Regions from separate parts of the Homo sapiens genome. Here region 1 is linked to region 2. Evidence: read pairs that join two places in POLR2A ChIA-PET (ENCODE). Cell type or tissue: OCI-LY7. All regions are shown on one strand. Each heading gives the region's core, and the rest is flanking DNA. Links, peaks and the distances in the headings are about the cores only.

Region 1 (11,363 bases), core at 2,255-10,254, 130 kb before region 2:
ATCCCAGCACTTTGGGAGGCCGAGGCGGTGGATCACAAGGTCAGGAGATCGAGAACATCCTGGCCAACACAGTGAAACCCCGTCTCTACTAAAAATACAAAAAAAATTAGCCGGGCGTGGTGGCGGGCGCCTGTAGTCCCAGCTACTCGGGAGGCTGAGGCAGGAGAATGGCGTGAACCCAGGAGGTGGAGCTTGCAGTGAGCCGAGATAGCACCACTGCACTCCAGCCTGGGCGACAGAGCAAGACTCCATCTCCAAAAAACAAAAAAACCACACAAGTGCATTTAACATTCACTATACAGTATATTTAAAAGCAAAGGCTTCAATATACGTTGAAAAATCAGAGAAGTGAGGTTTTCTAATTGTCTTTCCTTATTAAAGAATTGTTTCTAGACTCAGCTGTGAGTTTTGTAAAACATAACCTTACATTTTCATGACCCTTCATCACTTTTAGAGTACTTTTATAACCCGTGTCTTATTACATTCTTGCAATGAGGCTAGCAAGACAGACATTAGCCTCATTCTGCTTCTGGTAAAACCCCGTCTAACTCAGAAGTTAAGTGACTTGCCCCAAATCATATCACTAGTAAGTTGTAGGACCCACATCATGACTCTTTGTCCTGAGTCCGGCCATGAAATGAAGGCATTAATTTAATATGCACCAATTTTTTTTAACTATTAGTATTTCTGTTTACCCAATAGTATATCCTAACAGGTTTTTTCAAAATATCTTAGTTACTTTAAATAGAATTTTGTATAAATAATGAGTAAATCTGAAAATAACAGTAGCTCATAGACAGAAGCTACTCATTTTGCCTTATTTTAAAAAGCTGTCCCTTTTATGCCAAGTCACTTGAACCTTATCCTACTCTATCCTACCTAAAAGGTTAATCCTGTCCTATCTTTGTACAATTTTACAAGTGATGTTATGCTCCCAGAGAAAGGAGGAATAACCAAATCCCTGAAATGTTCCCCCGTATTCTAAAAATGAATAAAGGAAAAAGTGAATTAAATGAGAAAGTTATAGCAATGGAAAACATCACATGTGCATTTGCTAAGTGTTAAGGTTTTTGAGAAAGTTTCTAAGTGAGAAAACACTCTCCAAGTTAAGTGTGAGAAACTGAAATTATATCTTTGTTTTAATGTAGTTTATAGAGTTTAAGATTAGCCTTTAGGCATCTCTGAGTTCTTCTAACTAAAAATAAATCTCAAGTATTTGGGTCAATAGGAATAAACATGGTCAGGAAGAGTAGAGGAAAAAAAAAAGATGACCCTGCAAAATGAGACTTTGCAGTAATTGGCTTTCTAGAAATGTTACATCTAGGAAAAGGGTCATTGACCCCTAGTTATCTTCATAATAGAAGGTAATAATGTGAAAAACCTAAGACATAGATTTCTCAGGAGTGACAATCAAGAGTTATAGCACTTCCAGGGCAGAGAGATCAAGTAACAAGAAATTATAAACACCAAATGCTCTAAGCATCTTCTCATACTCAAAGCAATCTGCATGAATTATCTCCATCCCAAATAATGTATGACTAATACCAGTGTCATAAGATAGTTTCAATAATTTGCAATTTTCTTCTATACGCAGAAGTTTTTCAAAGTAATGTTAAACTGAACTTTTTCAGCAGAAGCCATTTCAATGCACATTCAGCCATTTGAAAAGCTTCTATGGTTTAATGATTAGTTTACACATAATTCATTTTTCAACCAACGCACAAGTTAATATATCAATGATCCTTCGTGTTAACTCCCAAAGAGTCAGAATAAATGATACCTTACAGAAGCCTAGGATTGAGTATACTAATAAGGTTCACTGTGACAAAGAGAATGCTAGCTGCCAAACCCAGTAGCTGTTTTCCTGTCCTCCTTAAGAAGACATTTTGAAACAGGCACATGGCTGCAGAAAAGACTCCTCTTCCCAGTCTACCACTTGCAGCTGAGATGCAACCATATGACTAAGTTCTGGAAATGAGATGTATATACAAGTTTGGGACAGCCGCGGTGGTTCACACCTGTAATCCCAGCACTTTGGGAGGACAAGGTGGGAGGACTGCTTGAGCCCAGGTGTTGGAGACCGGCCCGGGAAGCACGGTGAAAACTCATCTCTACAAAAAATTAGCCAGGCATGGTGGCGGGCACCTGTGGTCCCAGCTACTTGTGAGTCTGAGGTGGAAGGATCACTTGAGCCCTGAATGTTAAGGTTGCAGTGAGCCGTGATCATGCCACTGCACTCCAGCCTGGGTAACAGCAAGACTCTGTCTCCATTTAAAAAAAAAAAAAAAAAAAAAAACCCTTTGGGGGATACTTCCAGGAAGTGACCTGGAAAAGGTAGAGGGGAAATCCTACTCTAGCTCCTTCCTCCATCCTGGAGGGGAAATGAAGATGATCCTGCGGGTTGGGCAGTCACCTTGGATTAGGAGACAGAGGAGGCATGGCCTTGATGATTATGAAGCTGTCACCTCAGTCCTGGCCTGCCCTCTGCTCTCTCAGATAAGCAGTATAGAGGAAAGCTTCTATCTCATTTATGTTACTGGGTTTTCTGTCTCATGAAACTGGTCCTAATCCTAACTGATATGCTTCTTCACCACCATAGCAGTGACAGTGATGATGGTAAGAAAAGTGATGGCAAGAAGTAATACAACACCTGCACACATACCCTGAGACTCCTTACCATGTGCCAGAAAATACAGTAGAGGCTTTACTCACATTATTTACATTAATACTTGCAAAACTCAGCTGGGCACAGTGGCCCATACCTGTAATCCCAGCACTTTGGGAGGCCGAGGCAGGCGGATCATGAGGTCAAGCGATCGAGACCATCCTGGCTAACACGGTGAAACCCTGTCTCTCCTAAAAATACAAAAAATTAGCCGGGTGTGGTGGCACGCGCCTGTAGTCCCAGCTACTCAGGAGGCTGAGGCAGAATTGCTTGAACCCGAGGCAGAGGTTGCAGTGAGCCAAGATCGCGCCACTGCACTCCAGCCTGGGTGACAGAGCGAGACTCCGTCTCAAAAAAAAAAAAAAAAAAAAACTTGCAAAACCCCTGTGAGGTGGGCATTATAAGTCCCACTTCTTTAGTTAAGCATCCAGTATGGTCATTATTCTTGCTATTCTAAAATTTCACAATATGCTTGGTGGGATTCTCTAAATCCACTGTGCAGGGTACTTGGCGTACCCTGTTAATCTTCCACTTTCATCAGTTACCATATTCTATCAGTTATCCACTTTCTATCTTCCAGAATTTTTTTTTAACTCTATTATCAACTGATAGCATTTCTTCACTATAGGTTTTTATTAACCTTTTAAATTTCTATCTGATCATTAAACGGCGTCTCTGGAGAAAGAGGAGACTAAGCCATGTAGTCATTCCATCGATTTTCACAACTAGGAAAAAAGTGCACATGCCTGTGTGTGTGTGCATGCACGCGTGTGTGAGCGTGTGTGTTTCTTTGGTCTCAATAGGCTAAGATAGTTCTAAATCATCCAGATAAAGCTTAACAAGGCCAAATGTAAATATTTGTATTTTAAAGAAGGCAATTCATTACTTAAGTGTATATTGAGAAAGAGAAGTTAGCAGTTCCCATTAAAATAAAAAGAAGATGACGGACCCAAAGGTTTTTGTTTGTGTTTGATCTTGTTTGGCCATAAAATAACACGATCCAAGTAGAAAGACACTGCTACTAGAAGTGCTAATGAAATCTTGGGCTTCATTAAAATAAGTAGAGTCCAGACCAAAAAAGAAATGGATTCACTACATAGGGCACCATTCAGATCTCAACAGAATCACTCTATCCACTATTGGCAAAATTTAAACTAAAAAAGTTCTGGGATGGGTGTGGTGGCTCACGCCTGTAATCCCAGCACTTTGGGAGGCTGAGGCTGGAGGATTACTCGAGCCCAAGGAGTTCAAGATCAGCCTGGGCAACATAAAGAAACCCTGTCTCTACAAAGGAATATATAAAAATTAGCTGGGGGTGGGGAGGCATAAGCCTGTGGTCCTAGCTATATGGGAGGCTGAGGCAGGATGACTGCTTGAGCCCAGGAGTTTGAGGCTGCAGTGAGCCATGATTGTACCATTGCACTCCAGCCTGGGTAAGAGAGTGAGACCCTATCTACTCTTGCAAAAAGAAAGAAGGGAGGGAGGGATGGGACAGAGGGAAGGGAACGGAAGGGAACGGAAGGGAGGAAGGGAGGAAGGAAGGTTGGTTCTGACCAAGTTAACATTAGGACTGACTGAAAAACATGAGGAATAATTTAGCCTGGGCGAGTTAAAAAAAAAAATTTAGGTAAAACCAACCTAGAGAAGAGATGTGATAACTGTCTCAAGTCTGTGAGACTGGGATCTGACGGTGGAAGACTAAAGAGAGCAAATGTGAAGTCAAAATCAGAGAACATCTTTACAATGAGAGAGGCTCAAAAATGGAAAGTCAGTTTCAAAGGTGAACTTCCCATCACGTGAAGTGCTCAAGCTGAAGCTGAATAACCAATCAGGGTAAGAATGTCATAAGGGGCTGGGCACGGCGGTTCACGCCTGTAATCCTAGCATTTTGGGAGGCCAAGGTGGACAGATCACGAGGTCAAGAGATTGAGACCATCCTGGCCAACATGGTGAAATCCCCTCTCTACTAAAAATACAAAAATTAGCCGGGCATGGTGGCGCGTGCCTGTAGTCCCAGCTACTTGGGAGGCTGAGGCAGGAGAATCACTTGAACCCAGGAGGCAGAGGTTGTAGTGAGCTGAGATTGTGCCACTGCACTCCAGCCTGGCAACAGAGCGAGACGCATCTCAAAAAAAAAAAAAAAAATCATAAAGATCTATTTCATCACTGGCAGAAAGTGGAAGACTCCTGTCAAGACTGATAAATCCATGGAAGATGTGCACATGGAGCCATATCACACAATGCGGCAGGTCAGCAACAATGGGCAGACAAGCGCTGGGCATCCTCCAAACCTCCCGAGGCCATGTCTGAGCTACAGCGACTGGAGGCTGGGCACCACTAACCGCAGGGAGGCGACTGCCCAGAACCAGTGCTCACAAGTTACAAGGCGCAGCCTCGGAGCCCTGAAACGGTTAGTTCAGGCCTGGCCCATCCCTAAACACTAACAGAAGAAAGGAGAGACATGAGTTGTGCCTAGGATGAGCCACAGAGGTTTTGGAAAATGACAGGCTGTCCAAGTTCTCTACGTAAGACTACATTCAAGGAAAAGGACAACAAAAACAAACGTTAATACTAAGGGGCAACTTCCAGCTTCCCACAGTTCCAGGCTTACATACCCCAAATGCAGAATTGGCTACATTGTGCAGTGTTGTGAAGTTTCACTTAATTCCAGTGGGTTTTTTTCCAAGAAAGGTTGGCAAAAGCTCTAAGTTGATATAACTGCAAAGTCTGGAACAGACTCTCCTCTGCATTTGTTGCATAAACTCCTAAATGGCAGCTTCTCAATTTCCAGCTCCTAACTACTAGTTTCCAGAGTGACTGAAGGAGAAAAAGATGAGAGCAAATGGGAAGCCAGCCTTGCTCAGTAGGGCCGAATGAGAAGACCCTGGGGACCAAAGGGCCACAGGATCTCAACTCCTCATTGTTCACACTCTCTATAAACCCTAAGGGGAAAAACATTTGCATCTTGTGAAGAGAGAGCTTGAAAGAACTCTGCTCACCCCCCACTTCCCTACCCACCTCCAAAAATACACACACACCCACACGCTCTCTCACATAGTGCGATTAGCCATGTATCTAAAGAATGTGCAGCCTCTATTCCAGAATCCTGCAAAAAACATTTTTATGAACCAATTCACTGAAACACATGTTCCAGGATGTCAAATTAAATAGCGAGCTGGGAATGAGTGGGAGAGCAAAGGAAGCTGGCCTCAGCCCTCCTTGGCTCTGCTGCTGTAAACCCTGCCTCTCTGTCCGTAAGTGGGCTTTTAGGAAAAGTTCCCAGCAGAGGAGGGCTCCTCCCAGGCCCCTCAGCCTCAGAGGGTGCAAGAGCAGATCAAGGGCACCATGCTCAGGACTCCCCCAAACCCCTGGCTCTGTCCAGAGCCTACCAAGCATCATTTGTGAATAAAGCAAGCTGCTCATTTTCCATCCTCCTACATCTTCTCCCACCCACCTCCTCAAACTTACATAAACTCAGAGAATAGCAGGCAGGCTGAACAGGAGCTGTGCCTTAAATCCGACACAATAAAAAAAGAACGGAACACAACGTTTTTCTTTAGCCAAAAACTTCAAAATGCTTACACACGGATCTCTGCCATCAGAACCCTTAAGGATGTCTGTAGAAGCTAGGAGATGTGTATCTGGGTGTTCACCGTACAAGTCTCTCAACTTTTCTTTTTTTTTTTTTTTTTTTTTGGAAATTTTTCATAACAAAAAGAAAAAAAAGATTTCTGCATTGTGAGATACATGTTACACAAACACAGATGAAATAATAGAGTAGAAAAGAGTATAGTCTATGATAAAAAGAGCCAAGCATTAACGCTTGTCATCACTTTCTAATCTCATGTCTGTGCGTTCGGCAGGCAAATAACTTTCTTTTCCAGAACAGGGTAAAGCAGCAGCAATAGATACGTGAACCTCGTGGGATTTGACCTCCAACATGGAAAACGCTTTACCTGAAATGCAGACTACAAATATATGTCTCTGAATATATAACATAAAATGTAAGACCTAATTTAATCAATATAACTCTCCTGGTACACAATTCTATGGAGAGCAAAACGTTTCAAACTGGGTTAGAGAGCCACAGGTTCCTGAGAGGCTTATCTCAGAGGCCAGGGGAGGGTGCTTAAAACCGAGGTGTAACAGGATGTTTTCAGCTTCAAGCAGCATGAGGCCTAACTCAGAAAAAGGTAGAGGAGAATATTTTTCTCACATGACTCATATGACCCAAAGTCCTGGAAGCCAGTTCTAGGGAAGGTTGATTCAGTAGCTCAATGATGTCATGATGCTTGCAGAATGCTCCCACCTTGCCATTCTGCCATCCTCTCAGCAGCACACACTCACGGGCATCCTTCAGAGGGGAGACAAACTTTCCCCAAAGTCCTCAAAAACATTCCCTTCGAAAATCTTGGCCAGGTGTGCTGGCTCATGCCAGTAATCCCAACACCTCAGGAAGCTGAGGCAGGTGGATCACCTGAGCCTAGGAGTTCAAGACCAGTCTGGGCAACATGGCAAAACCCCATTTCTACAAAAAAACACAAAAACTAGCTGGGCATGAGGGCACGCACCTGTAGTCCCAGCTACTAGGGAGGCTGAGGTGGGAGGATCGCTTGAGCCTGGGAGTTCAAGGCTGAAGTGAACCATGATCGTGCCACTGTACTCCAGCCTAGGCCACATAATGAGACCCTGTCTCAAAAACAAAAAAAAAAAAGTCTTCATAGGCCAAGTACAGTGGCTCACACCTGTAATCCCAGCACTTTGGGAGGCCAAAGCGAGTGGATCACTTGAGCCTAGGAGTTTGAGACCAGCCTGGGCAACATAGTGAGACCCCCATGTCTACAAAAAAAATAAACAAAATTAGCCAGACTGGTGGCTCACACCTGTTATTCAGGAGGCTGAGGTGGGAAGATCACCTGAGCCTGAGAGGTGGGGCCACAGTGAGCCAGGATCATGCCACCACACTCCAACCTGGCCAACAGAATGAGACCCTGTCTCAAACAAAAACAAAACAAGTCTTCATAAACACTGAATCCTAAATCTTTCACTAACAAAACCAAAGAGAATGACAATGACACTGTCACAGTGACCTATGCAGAGGGGACTTAGATTACTGAAATCCCTGTGGGGCTGGGGGAACGGGTTGTGTTCCCTGCTGAATAATACTGACATGAGGGGGGTGGTCCTGGAAAAGCAACTATCCCTGTGCCTCAGTGGGCCTCCCCGTTTTCGATGCAATGGAGCAGCCCCGTATTTAATTTTTGTACCAGGCTTCTACAGAAAATTCTGTTTAAATAAAGTGTTCCATGGATTTAAAATGTTTTGATTTGTTTTGCAAAACTAGGTTAGGACCAGCCTGTGAAGTAATGCTTAGGCAAGGATAATTTGATACCTTTCTAAAGAATTCCTATCCGTTAAACCCATAGCCTAATCTATTTTGATGCCCCAACTCTGAATGGGATTATTTTAAAGAAACTGCCTTTCTGATTTCAGGTCTCGCCGCCCTCGAGAGGGGCTAGCTTGGCATTCGGAGGCCTTGTTGGCACTCTAGGAATCCATCTTCAGACTTCTTTTCTGGCCAGGGCTGACATCCGCCCCTTTAAGCTCAGCACAGCCACATCCTCATTACTCCACTGAAACAGTTCCACACTTGTTTTGTGAAAGCAAACTAAATCTCGGTACCCAAAAATCACTAAGCCAAGGGAAAGGTCAAGCTGGGAATCATGCCAGGCAAACCTGCCTCCCGTTTTATTCCTAAATAAGATAGCTACAAAGATTTTAAAAGTTACATACCTCCCTCACAATTTACCCACAAGGAAATTCCTTGTAGGCCTCAAGATCTTTACCCCAGAACGTTCTGTTGGATTTCACCCTGGCAATGTAAACTGATAGCTCATCTTCACAGGTGGAGACAGAAAGTCATCCCTCTGCTCACCTGAAAAAAATGCATATTTGATTGCTTCCTCTGACCTATTGTTTATGTAAAAATGCATTCACTGAGGCAGACTAAATTGTGTATTCACTCAAAGACTAATCAAGGACTCAAAAGAATGCAACCTTTTCTCTCTTACCCACCTATGACCTGGAAGCCCCTGCCCTCCCCTTATACCTACTCATTGATGTCTCATGTCTCCCTAAAATATATAAAAGCAAGCTGTATCCCGACCACCCTGGGCACAGGACCTCCTGAGGCTGTGTTCCGGGCATATCCTTAACCTTGGCAAAATTAACTTACTTGTTTTTTTTTTTTGTTTTCAGACGGATTCTCACTCTGTCGCCCAGGCTGGAGTGCAATGGCACAATCTCGGGTCACTGCAACCTAGGATGCCTCCCAGGTTCAAGCAATTCTCCTACCTCAGAGCCTCCTGAGTAGCTGGGACTACTGGTGCATACCACCACGCCCGGCTAATTTTTGTATTTTTAGTAGAGATGGGGTTTCAGCATGTTGGCAAGGCTGATCTCAAACTACTGACCTCAGATGATCCACCGCCTCGGCCTCCCAATGTGCTGGGATTACAGGCGTGAGCCACCATGCCTGGCCATAAAACCAACTTTCTAATTTGGTACAGATCTGTCTCAGATATTTTGGGTTCAGAGTTTGGTGAATAGCTACTGCCCCTCCCCAGACCCCTCTCACACTTCCCCGGATCACGCAGGTAAAGGGTGAACACCCGGCAGAGCAGGAGCCCCGGCAGGTCACCCAATGCACTGGTCTCAGAGCAAATGTCTAAAATATCCCCCTAACCAAGCCCACTGGTGCTGAGGCCCTCTTAGCGCTCCCGACGGAGAGCTGTTAGCTAAAGAACTTTCCAGCTTTTCCATTTTCCATAGCCTCATAATCACTCCTCATTTGCAAGAAGACAACTTCCTATTGTTTAGGTGAGACAGCCATAGGCAAGGTCTGCAACAGGATGAAAACTTTGGCAGAAGGGGCTTTCCTCGGTTCACGGTGCTCAGGACAATAAGACTGTTGTATCAGATATTAAAGATAGTTATGTCTAAACGTCTGTTTCCCCTTATTGTGAGTTTCCCCAAGTCAAGATGTCTTACTTTTTAATGTACCTTATGGCATAATAAAAAAATACAATCTCATTAGCAAATGAAAACACTGAATATTTTAGAAGATTCTTCCAGACTCCACAGAAAATTTTTCTGTAAAGAAGTATCATAAACACCTTTCTCTGTCAAATATTGTACTACATTATCCATATGGATGTACTATTGGACATTAAGTTGCTCCTAATTTTTCCCCAATATAAACAGATGGATATAATTGTAAATACAGCTTGTAAATTTATCCTACTTCCTTAAGAAATTCTTAAGAATGGAATTTCGCTAAAGCACGCACACACCTTGATATGCGATGCCAACTACAAATTCCACTATTAACAGTTTCTTTCACATAGACTAACCCCTGGGATCCTTACCTTACGAGATAGGTACTACTGGCCCACTTTTACAGATGAGAAAACTGAGGCTCAAGATCACATAGCTGGAAAGCCACAGAGATAGGATTCAAACCCAGAGCCCAGGTCCTTACCCACAACAATTCTAGCTTCTCAGACACAACTCATTAAAAAAAGGATTCTGTCACCCGGAAGCCAGGGAACGGTGTCAGCCAGATCAGGAAACCTTATCACTGTTACACAGCAGCCACCACTAAGAAAATGACCTTTTCAACTTCATAGCAGGTAACATTAGAGCATTTACATGCAAGGCTTTTAAATGCCTTACACAGATTTATGTAATCTTCAAAACAAACTCTGTGGTAGGTACTATTAACAATACCCCTATTTGAGAGAGGGGCAAACTAAGGCATGGAGAGGTTTGGCAACTCACCAAAAGTCACCAGCTAAGCAGTATGACATCAGATTCAAACCCAGACGGTCTGGCTCCAAGCGTTTTTTTTCTTTTTTTGAGACAGTCTAGTGCTATCGCCCAGACTGGAGAGCAGTGGTGCGATCTCGGCTCACTGCAACCTCCACCTCCTGGGTTCAAGTGATTCTCCTGCCTCAGCCTCCCAAGTAGCTGGGATTACCAGTGCGCACCGCCATGCCCGGCTAATTTTTTGTATTTTTAGTAGAGACAGGGTTTTACCACACTGGCCAGGCTGGTCTCGAACTCCTGACCTTGTGATCCACCCGCCTTGGCCTCCCAAAGTGCTGGGATTACAGGTGTGAGCCACTGCGCCCAGCCCCAAACATATCTTTTTTTTTTTTTTTTTTTTTTGAGACAGAGTCTCACTCTGTCACCCAGGCTGGAATGCAGTGGCACTATCTCCGCTCACTGCAAGCTCCGCCTCCTGGGTTCATTCCATTCTCCTCCCTCAGCCTCCTGAGTAGCTGGGACTACAGGCGCCTGCCACCACGCCCGGCTAATTTTTTGTATTTTTAGTAGAGATGGGGTTTCACCATGTTAGCCAGGATGGTCTCGATCTCCTGACCTTGTGACCCACCTGCCTCGGCCTCCCAAAGTGCTGGGATTACAGGCGTGAGCCACCGCACCCAGTCCCAAGCATATCTTTTAGCCACTGAGCTACTACCCTACCTTGAGGTTAGACAAAAATCTCCTGCCTCAGGTCATCATTACCACATCCACCTGTATCTCACCATCTGATCTCCCAGCCTTGGCTCATTCCTGACCTTCCTTTCCCCTACTCCTTATCAAGTTCTCCTCCTGAGCTCAGCCTGCTGCTCTT
Region 2 (11,363 bases), core at 1,633-9,632:
CTTTTGTGAAATCAATCAATGGAGCAAACTTCACGGTTGTCTTATTTTTAAAAAACGACTATAGCCATCTACCCTTCAGCAACCATCACCCTGATCAGTCAGCAGCCATCAAGATCAAGGCAATACCCTCCACCTGCAAAAAGATTACAACTCACAGAAGGCTCAGATGCTCATCAGCATTTTTTAGCAATAAAGTATTTTTAAATTAATGTACATTAGTTTTTAAAAACATGTTATCACATATTTAATAGATTACAGTATAGTATAAATATAACTTTTAGGTGCACTGAGAAACCAAAAAGTTTCTGTCCTCACTTTATTGCATTATTCCCTTTATTGTGGTGGTATGGAACTGAACCTGCAATATCTGAGGTATGCCTGTATTTATGCTCATGTGTAATCTCCTCTCTTGAGTGTAAACTAAATTTAATGACTTGTTTCTAGGGAATAAAATGTGGCTGAGGTGATGGGATGTTGTTTCCTAGATTAAGATACAAAAAAACTACTGCTTCTGTCTTGGACTCTCACACATGAGCTTGCTTTGAGAGAAGCCAGCTGCCATACTGTGAGCTGTACTACGGAGAAAACCATGTGGTAAGGAGCTGAGGGAGGCCTTGGGCCAAAAGCCATCATAGAACTGAGATCTGCAGCCCAAGACCCTGCAAGGAACTAAATCCAATAACCACATGATTGGATTTGGAAGCAGATCCTCTCCCAGATAAACCTTCAGATGAGAATATGGCCCTGGCCAACAGTTTGACTATACCTCACATAAGGCCTTGAGCCAGATGTACCCAACTAAGCCATGCTGGGATTCACGAGTCACAAGAACTGTGAGATAGTAATGTCTATTTCTTAAAGTCACCCTGTTTTGGTATTTCTTAAAGTCACCCTGTTTTGGAGTACATATTTTTGTTACATAGCAATGGATAACTAATACAAAATCTAAATCACACTTTTTTTTTAAAGGCTACAAAACAGTAGTATTCATTTAGAATACACATTCGGCCACAAATAACAATATTTAACTAAAACTGGATTAAATAAGGCTAGTACAGTATCTCATGATGCCACCAGAGACCCAAGATCTTTTTTCCAGGCTCTGTCATTCTTTGAGAATGTGATATGGACATGAATGAACAGAACTTTCATCCTTATGCTTTTTATCTCAGTAATGCATATCACAGAAAAGAGGAGAAAGAAGCTTTGCCTTTTTCAGGAAAGTGAAAACTTTCCCAGGAAAGTCAAAGCTAGTCTTCTACTTACATCTCATTTATCAGACCTGCTTCCCATTGCCACCATTAGTTGCCAGGGAGTCTGGAAAGATGAGTATTTTTTAGTAAGACACACTATCCTTTAACAAAGTGTTTTGTTAGTGAAGAAGAGGAGGACAATGTTGACTAGCTAGGCAACCAGCAGTACATGCCAAAGCAATATATTTTACTTGTGATAAAAAATATTACAGGAGGTTAGAGAAGGGTAAGAATATTTTAAGCAATGAGAGCTTGAGGAGGTTTCTGAGAGGAGAGATGTTTAGAATTTGGCTAAATAGAGAGGAGAGAAAAGGGAATTCTCAAAAAGGATAAAAGCAAGAACAAAAAAACATGAAGACAGGGAAGTTCAGTAAGGCCCATAAGTAAATTACCTTGTATAAAGTTTCTAAATTCATAACTAAGATTTTAAAAATTTGCTGAGTGATGAATATGCACGTTGTTTCCTAGCAGGAAAGAAAAATACAGCATCACGTTTAAGAGAAGAGATATGGGCAAAGAATATAATAAAAATTTATTCAAGGAAGATATACAAATGGCCAAGAAGCACATGAAAAGATGCTCAACATCACCAGTCATCAGAGAAATGGAAGCCAAAACCACAATGAGATACCACTTCATACCCACAAGGATGGCTAGAATCAAAAATTCAAATAGGTTTTGGGAGGATGTGGAGAAATGAGTGCCCTAACACACTGTTATCAGAACTATAAAATGGCGCAGTTGCTCTGGCAAACAGTCTGGCAGTTCTTCACATAATTAAACACAGAGTTACCATATGACCTAGAAGTTCTACTCCTAGGTATACACCCAAGAGAAATGAAAACATATGTCCACACAAAAACTTGTACATCAAAGTTTAGAGCAGCATTATTCAGAATAGTCAAAAAGTGGAAAAAACTCACATGCCCATCAACAGATGAATGGATACATGAGATGTGGTGTATTTGTGAATGGATAAATTAGATGTGGTATATGTGTACAACAGAGTATTATTTGGCCATAAAAAGTAATGAAGTACTGAAACATACTACAACATAGATGAACTTTGAAAATACTATGACAAGGGAAAGAAGTCAGTCATGAAAGACTACATATTATATGATTCCATTCATATAGAATGTCCAGAACAGGGAAATCTACAGTGACAGAAAGTAGATTAGTGGTTGCCTAGATCTGTGTGGGAGGAGTGGGCTGAGAAGATTCAGAATAATAGCTAAAGAGTAGAGCGTTTCTGTTTGAGGTAATGAAAATGTTCTAAAATTGACTGTAGTGATGACTGTACATCTATCAATGAACATATTAAAAACTATTACATCATACACTTTAAATGGGTGAATTATATGGTATATAAACTATATCTCAGCAAGGCTGTTGAAAAAAAAGAGAGATAAGGTGAGCACTTTTAGAATATCTGCCCAGCCACCGCTCTTTTGAGACTTCCATTCCACCCAACTCTGGCAGCCAAGGGGAGAGGCGGGGAGAGTAAGAAGGGGAGAATGGAAAGACAGGCTACCTGTTTTGAGAAGCGGTGATTAAGAATGAGGACCCTGGAGTCAAAATACCTGAGACGGAATCCCAATTCCACACTTACTGTGAGACCTTGGACAAGCTCTTAATCTCTCTGTGTCTCAGTTTCTTCATCTATAAAACAAATATAATACTAACCTCATAATACTGTGGGGATTAAATGAGATAATATATTTAGGACCATGGTTCACTGCCAGGCACAAGTGCTCAATAAATACCAGTTATTATTCTTACATGTTTTCCCATTCCTATTTCTAGTTCCTTAAAACAAACCCACTAGTGTGAGTAATGTCCTAGTACTTGTAACCAATAACACTCTAAATATATAACTTCAAAGAAAATGTGGAACAACTTGAGAGTCAGGGTTCAGTGAGGACTCCCCCATCTGCAGTGAGATTAGTGAAGCCGTTGGTTAAATTATAAAGACTTGTCTCTGAACTACAGATTCATATATTTAATTGTCTACTTGATATTTCCACTTCTTTGTCTAACAGTCACTTCAAACTTAACATGGTCAAAGCTGAATTTCTGATTTTCCTTTAGGAAACTGCTCCTCTTGCAGTCTTCCCTATCTTAGTTGAATTTTTAAAAAATTCATCCACAACTGCTGTGGTAGGTTAAATAATGTCCCCCAAAGATAGGAGGTCCCAATCCTTGGAACCTGTGAATGGCACCTTATGTGGCAAAGACTTTGCAGATGGGATTCAAGATCTTGAGATGAGATTACTGATCTCAAGGATTACTATGACAGATCCTAAATGCAATCACATGTATCCTTATTAAAGGGAAATTTGACACATACAGCAGAGCAGAAAGCAATGTGACCAAGAGGCAGAAATTAGAGTGATGCAGCAACAAGTCAAAGAATGCTGGCAGCCCACAGAAATTGAAAGAGGCAAGGAAGATTATCCCAGAGAGCCTCTGGAGGAGCAACAGCTGTGCCAACACTTTGATTTTGGCCTAGTAACACTGATTTTTAACTTCTGGCCTCCAGAGCTGTGAGAATAAATTTTTGCATTTGCAGCCACCAAGTTTGCACTAATTTACTATGGCAGCCATAAAAAACTAATACAATTCCTTTCTTGACCTCACACTCTACATCCATTCCATAAGGAAATCCTACTGGCTCTAATTTCAAACTACGTCCAGAATCCAACAATTTTTTCACAAATCCACTGCCACTGCTTTGGTTTAAACCATCATTACCGTGGCCAGGCACAATGGCTCACACCAGTAATCCCAGAACTTTGCGAGGCTGAGATGGGAGGACTGCTTGAGCCCAGGAGTTGAAGGCTGCAGTGAGCTATGATTGTGCCCCTGCACTCCAGCCTGGGTGACAGAGCAAGACCCCATCTCTTAAAAAGAAAAAAAAAAAGATCCTCTCTTTTCTGAGGCCTTCTCTTTCCTTTTTCTTAAATAAAAAATATAAAATAAATAAAAAAACCACTGTAACTTTACAGTTGGATTATTCCAATAACCTATCTGATCTCCCTGCTTTCAACCTTTGTTAACTAATGGATCCCAAGTGCCTAGAACAGTATCTAACACACAACAGATAGTGGTATTCAATAAATTTGTTGTTATTTTGACTCCATGTCCTGTGTTCCTTTCTAGAGTTTTTTCTCTTATTTTATGAGTTATCTATCATGGGAGCAAGGGTGCTGCTCAGCATCTGAACCCTGCTTCTGTTTTGGGGAACTGTTTGTGCCAACAGGAAGCAGCTAACTCCTACTACAAAATCTAGAAACCCCAATTATTTACTTCGCCAGCTCTCCTGGCAACTAGAGTGTGGACACGTGACCCAGGCTTAGCCAATGACACATACCTTCCAGAATTGTCACTGGTAGCTTGGATAGTTTTTTTTTTTTTTTTGGTGGCAACAACATCTGGTTCTTCAGTCAGGGACAGGAGTGCCAGTGGAACTATCTTCCAAGGTCAGCAATGTCAGGCCTCATTCTATTTTTTATTTCTGTAAGTTTGACTACTCTAGATACCTCATATATGTGGAATCATAGAGTATTTGTCTTTTTATGACTGGCTTTTCACTTAGCATATTGCCCTCAAGGTTCATCCATTTTGTAGCATTCGTCAGAATTTCATTCCTTGTGGTGGGATGAGCCTGCAATCCTAGCTACTCAGGAGGCTAAGGCTGGAGAATTGCTTATGCCCAGGAGTTTGAGGCTGCAGTGAGCTATGACTGTGCCACTGCACTTCAGCCTGGGCAACAGGGTGAGACTCTATCTCTAAATAAATAAATAAAAGGAATTCCATTCCTTTTTAAGGCTGAATAATATTCCACTTTCACATTTTGTTTATTCATTCATTGAAAGTCATTTGGGTTGCTTCTACCTTTCAGCTACTGTAATGCTGCTATGAATGTGGGTGTACAAATAGCTCTTCAAGACCCTGCTTTCAAGTCTTGGATATGTACCAAAAATGGATTTTTTTTTTTTTTCTTAAACAGGGTCTGACTCTGTGGCCTAACCTGCAGTGCAGTGGCACGAATACAGCTCACTGCAACCTCAAACTCTTAGGCTCACGCGATCCTCCCACCTCAGCCTCTCGAATAGCCGGGACCACAGGAGCCTGCCACTATCCCCAGCTACTTTTACCATTTTTTTGTAGAGATGGAGTCTTGCCATGTTGCCAGGCTGGTCTTGAATTCCTAGGCTCAAGTGATCCTCCCACCTCAGGCCCCCCAAGTAGCTGAGACCACAGATGCACACCACAGAATTGTTGAATCATAGGGTAATTCTATTTATAACTCTTTGAGGAGCCACCATACTGTTTTCCACAGCAGCTGCACCATTTCACATTCCCATCAACAGTGCACAAGAGCTCCAATTTCTCCAAATCCTTGCTAACACTTATTATTCTCTTTTGAAAAAAATTTATTATTATTATTTTGTAATAAATCTTGCTGTGTTGCCCAGGCTGGCCGTGAACTCCTGGGCTCAAGTGATCCTCCCACTTCGACCTCCCAAAGTATTGGGATAACAGGCATAAGCCACCACACCTGGCCTTCTCTGTGTTTTTGATAGTAGCCATCCTAGTGAGTGTGCAGATACCTCAATATGGGTCCTCATTTGTTAACCATGCAATTACAATAGCCGCATAGCTGATTTCTCTGATCCTAGGCTCCATTTCCCTCAACCTGCTCTTCATACTGTCTTCAGAAAGGCATTTATCATCATGTAACTTCTCTGGTAAAAATTTCCATTGGCTTTCCATCCCTCTTAGGTAGGTCCGAACTCCTGATCATGCCACAGAGGAACCTATAAGACATGGCCTCTACCTATCTCTTCACCAATCCTTCTCTAGCCTCTTCCTTTTCTCCCACTGTCCTCCTACAACTGACTGAAAGCTCTCTGAGGGCATGTATTTCCAAAATCCAGCACATCTTCTGTTACTCAAAAAACATGCAAAAACATTTTTTGAATGATGAATAAAACAATAAAATAAGGCCGGGTGCAATGGCTCATGCCTGTAATCCTAGCACTTTGGGAGGCCGAGGCGGGTGGATCACCTGAGGTCGGGAGTTCGAGACCAGCCTGGCTAAAGCGGCAAAACCCTGTCTCTACCAAAAATACAAAAATTAGCCAGGTGTGGTGGCGGGCGCTTGTAATCCCAGCTACTTGGGAGGCTGAGGCAGGAGAATTGCTTGAACTCTGGAGACAGAGGTTGCAGTGAACTGAGTTTGTGCCTCTGCACTCCAGCCTGGGTGACAAGAGCGAAACTCCATCTCAAAAAAAAAAAAAAGAACTATCCCCAGGTGACAGAAATGAAAAAACAAAGAGCAACAACAGAAAAGTAACTAGGGGCTAGGAGTCTAACATGCACACCAGGAAAACAGGTGTGAAGGGTCATGAGACAAGGAGAGCTAGAACTGAGCTCCAGCATATAGCTCAAAGTACCAGCAAACTCCATGGAAAATAACAAGGAGCTTACCTCCATCTTGCACTTCATGTGGGGGTGGGGGAAAGTCACCTATAGGAAAACAAATCTCTCAATCCATGCCATGTATAGACATGCATACTAAATTTTATGCAGTACTCATCCTGTATAAAACATGAGGCGGTGGAACTGTAAGCCAAGAAATTAATATAAAAATTGGTCCATAACTACTAAAGTACCCAGAGACTAAAAAAAACAAGCCTAAACCACTATTTCACAGAGCATCTGTGGCTCCCACAGACTAAACATCACCAATTGAATGTGAGCTCATAAATAAAAACTAAAAAACATACAGGTTAAAAAAATACTACAAATGGTAGTAGCCAGCAGATACACAGATCAAATTAATAGCCCTCCCCAAATTTGACATATTTAAGTAATCTGAAAATATAAGTTAAGTATGTGTATTAGGCTGTTCTCACATGGCTATAAATACCTGAGACTGGGTAATTTATAAAGAAAAGAGGTTTAATTGGTTCATGCTTCTGCAGGCTCTACTTGGAAGCATGGTGGCTTCTGCTTCTGGGGAGGCCTCAGGGATCCTTTACTCAGGGCGAGCAGGCATTTTACATGGCAGAAGCAGGACTGAAAGCGGGGGAGGTGCTACACACTTAAACAGCCAGATCTCATGAGAACTCACTCACTATCACAAGAACAGCACTGAGGGAATGGTGCCAAACCATTCATGAGAAACCGCCCCCAAGATCCAATCACTTGCCATCAGGCCCCACCTCCAACACTGGGGATTACAATTTGACATGAGGTTTGGGAGTGGACACAGATCCAAGCCATATCAGTATGTTTAAAGTTATAAAAGAGATGAAAGCAATAGAAGCCATAATGAAATAGAACAGTATAGGAAAAACAGGATAGGCAGAACTGAAAAAGGACCAAATAGAATTTCTAGAGATAAAATCTAATTATTAAAATAAAGACTTAATGAACAGCTAAGTAGCAGATTAGAAATAGTTATGGAAAGAACTGTAAGTGAAAGAGAGCTGAGAAAATTAACTGCAATGAATCACAGACATGGAAAGACATGGAAAAAATAAAGAGTTCTTAAACAACATAGACGATAGAATGAGGATACAAATAGGAATCCCAGAAGGAAAGAACAGAGCTATTAGGGAACAGGAAACAGCTTAAGTAATACCACCTTAGAATTTTCTTTTTTTTTTCTTTTTTTTTGAGTCTTGCTCTGTTGCCCAGCCTGGAGTGCAGTGGCGCGATCTTGGCTCACTGCAAGCTCCACCTCCCGGGTTCATGCCATTCTCCTGCCCCAGCCTCCCCAGTAGCTGGGACTACAGGCACCCACCACCACGCCCGGCTATTTTTTTTGTATTTTTAGTGGACAGGGTTTCACCGTGTTAGCCAGGATGGTCTTGATCTCCTGACCTCGTGATCTGCCCGCCTCAGCCTCCCAAAGTGCTGGGATTACAGGCGTGAGCCACTGCGCCCAGCCAGAATTTTCTATAATAGGAGACTTTAATTATTTCATGGAAGCAGCAGCCAGGGTCCTAAAGAAGAGGAAATAAAAACATGCAAACTCGGATTCATGATAAAACATCAAAACATAACATCAAAGACTGAAGGAAATCTTAAAAGCAAACAGAAGAGAGATTACTAAGGAAAACAAGACAATCAGAATGATAGCAAAACATCTCATTAGCAACATATGCCACAAGACAATGAAGTAATATTTTCAAAATGCTGAGGAAAAATAACTAAGAATTCTATATTCGGGAAGCAATGATAAATTAGACATTTTCAAACAAAGATTGAGAGTTTACCACTCTTAAACTCTGGCTGAACAAATTACTAAAGGATGTCCTTCAGTACGGATTCCTTCTTGAAGTGTTTTTAAATCCATAAAGTGCACAGGGTTACAGGCCGGTCGCAGTGGCTCACCCACCAGCACTTTGGGAAGCTGAGGTAGGTGGATCACTTGAGTTCAGGAGTTCAAGACCAGCCTGGGCAACATGGCAATACCCTGTCTCTACAAAAAAGTGCAAAAATTAGCAGAGTTTGGTGGTGTGCCTATAATCCCAGCTACTCAGGAGGCTGAGGCGGGAGGATGGCTTGGGCCTGGGAGGTCGAGGCTGCAGTGAGCCATGTTTGCGACACTACACTCCAGACTGGGTGACAAAGCAAGACCCTGGGTACTTTAGTAGTTATATATACATGTGTATATATATGTGTATATATGTATATATGTGTATATATGAATATATGTGTATATATGTGTATATGTATATGTGTGTATATATGTGTATATACATATACACACAAAGCAAGACCCTGTCTCACACACACACAAAAATATTTATAGTATTTATTTATTTATTTATTTATATAAAAATATTTATATATTTTTGTGTATATATGTGTGTATTTTTATGTGTATATATATATACACACACACACACACACACACATACAGAAAAGAAGTAAATTATACTAAAATACAGTTACTTTGGACATGTATGTACAAAAAATTGAATTTAGACACACACTTTACACCTTTCCCAAAAATTAACTCAAAATGGATAATAAATCTAAGTGTAAAATGCAAAACTACAAAACTCCTAGAAGGTAACATAGGAGAAAATCTACATGCCCCTGGATTTGGCCACGACTATTTAGTTACAACACCAAAAGAATGTCCCAGGAAAGAAAAAAATTGACCAGTTGGACTTCATTAAAATTGAAAACTGCTCTGTGAAAGATGCTGTTGAGATAATGAAAAGATAAGTCACAGACTCAGAGGAAATCTTTGAAAAACACATATTTGATAAAGAACTGGTGTCCAAAATATACAAAGAACTCTTAAAACTCAATAACGAGAAAACAAAAACCCAATTGAAAAATGGGCAAAAGATCTAAACACCTCCTTTTACATAGATGACAAATAAGCATAAAAAAAGATGTTCCAGGGCTGGGTGTGGTGGCTCATGCCTGTAATCCCAGCACTTTGGGAGGCCAAGGTGGGTGGATCACCTGAGGTCAGGAGTTCAAGACCAGCTTGGCCATCATGGTGAAACCCCGTCTCTACTAAAAATACAAAATTAGTTGGGTGTGGTGGTGTGCACCTGTAACCCCAGCTACTTGGAAGGCTGAGGCAGGAGAATCACTTGAACCAGGGAGGCAGAAGTTACAGTGAGCTGAGATCGCACCATTGCACTCCAGCCTGGTCAAAAAAAGTGAAACTCCGTCTCACAAAAAAAAAAAAAAAAAAAAAAAGATCTTCCAAATCATATGTCATTAGAGAATGGCAATTTAAAACAACAATGAGATACCACTACACATCTATTAGAATGGCTAAAATACAAGACACTGACAACACCAAATCCTGGCAGTGATGTGAACCAATAGTAACTCTTACCCACTGTAGTTGGGAATGCAAAAACAGATACTTTGGCAGTTTCCTAGAAAGTAAACATAAACTTACCATACAATCCAGCAATCACGCTCCTTGGTACTAAATGTGTTGAAAATTTATGTGTACACAAAACCTACACATGAATGCTTATGGCAGCTTTATTTGTAACTGCCCAAACTTGGATGTGACCCAGATGTTCCTCAATAGCTCAATGGATAAACAAACTGTGGTATATTCATATAACGAAATATTATTCAGCAATAAAAAGAAATGAGCCATCAAGCCATTAATAGACATGGAGAAACCTCAAATGCATTTTGTTAAGGGAAGGAAGCCAATCTGAAAAGGTTACATACTGTATGATTCCAACTATATGGAAAAGGTAAAACTATAGAGACAGTAAAAAGATCAGTGGTTGCTACGGTTTCGGGAGAAGAGAGGGATGAACAAGTAGGAAACAGCGGATTTTTAGGGCAGTGAAACTATTCTGTACAATACTATAATTGTGGATACACGTCATCATGCATTTGTCAAAACTCACATAATGTATAACACCAAGACTGAACCCTAATGTAAGCTACGGAATTTAGTTAGTAATAAATCAATATTGACTCAATTGTGACAAACATATTACACTAGTATAGGATGTCAATAACAGGGAAAATTGTGTGCGTGGTGAGGGAGAAAGGGCACGTTTGGGAACTCTCTGTACTTTTCCATCAATATTTTTCTGTAAGTCTAAAACTGCTTCCAAAAAACCATCTATTGATAAAGAGAAAATTAAAAAACAATAAAAACAGCAACAACAAAAACAATATCTTGACATATGGGAAGATGAAAATTAAAACGTTCTAAGTTCCTCATATTGTTTAGGAGAAACAGATGTTAATTATCTTTAGACTTTCAGTCAAATAATGCATATCAAAAATTCAAAAGAAACTGCTAAACAAAAAGAGGATGAAGTAAAACAACTCTCCGTTATAAAGCAACTCTATTCTTTTTAACTGTGGCAGCTTACCTGAGATTCCAGAACCTCCAACTTATGTTTCCTTGCATGAAGAGCTTTACTTGGAAAAGCCCAATAATAATTAGAAGTTCCGATCCTCTCACAGTCAACCATACCATCATCAACTAAGCTTTGAAGGACTTCTTTTACTGACATAGCAGCTAAGAGACAATTTTTAAAGACTCTATGTTAGAAAAACACCATAAATAAAATTAAAGGACAA

Evidence for each region. Peaks named below come from ENCODE experiments on the same cell type or tissue, not always from the same donor. Only the 100,000 strongest peaks of a DNase experiment are listed, where the experiment ranks them.
Region 1: POLR2A ChIA-PET joins it to region 2 with 7 read pairs; 3 of 35 experiments call an interaction of 5 or more read pairs at or near these places.

The regions. Positions count from the first base shown.
Region 1 is chr4:153,492,877-153,504,239 of GRCh38, reverse strand. All of the region lies in intron 3 of TMEM131L (transmembrane 131 like), which reads right to left. Among named protein-coding and RNA genes, the nearest start is that of TMEM131L, 32 kb to the right of the region's middle. RefSeq lists enhancers at 6,467-6,546, 8,788-9,785. In OCI-LY7, for the core only: no CTCF peak of the experiment used is centred there; DNase peaks (open chromatin) are centred at 5,609 and 6,829; H3K4me3 peaks cover 2,190 bases; H3K27ac peaks cover 4,338 bases.
Region 2 is chr4:153,358,412-153,369,774 of GRCh38, reverse strand. It overlaps MND1 (meiotic nuclear divisions 1), which reads right to left. Exons shown (of 8, transcript NM_032117.4): 4 at 11,153-11,301. Among named protein-coding and RNA genes, the nearest start is that of MND1, 19 kb to the right of the region's middle. In OCI-LY7, for the core only: no CTCF peak of the experiment used is centred there; no DNase peak of the experiment used is centred there.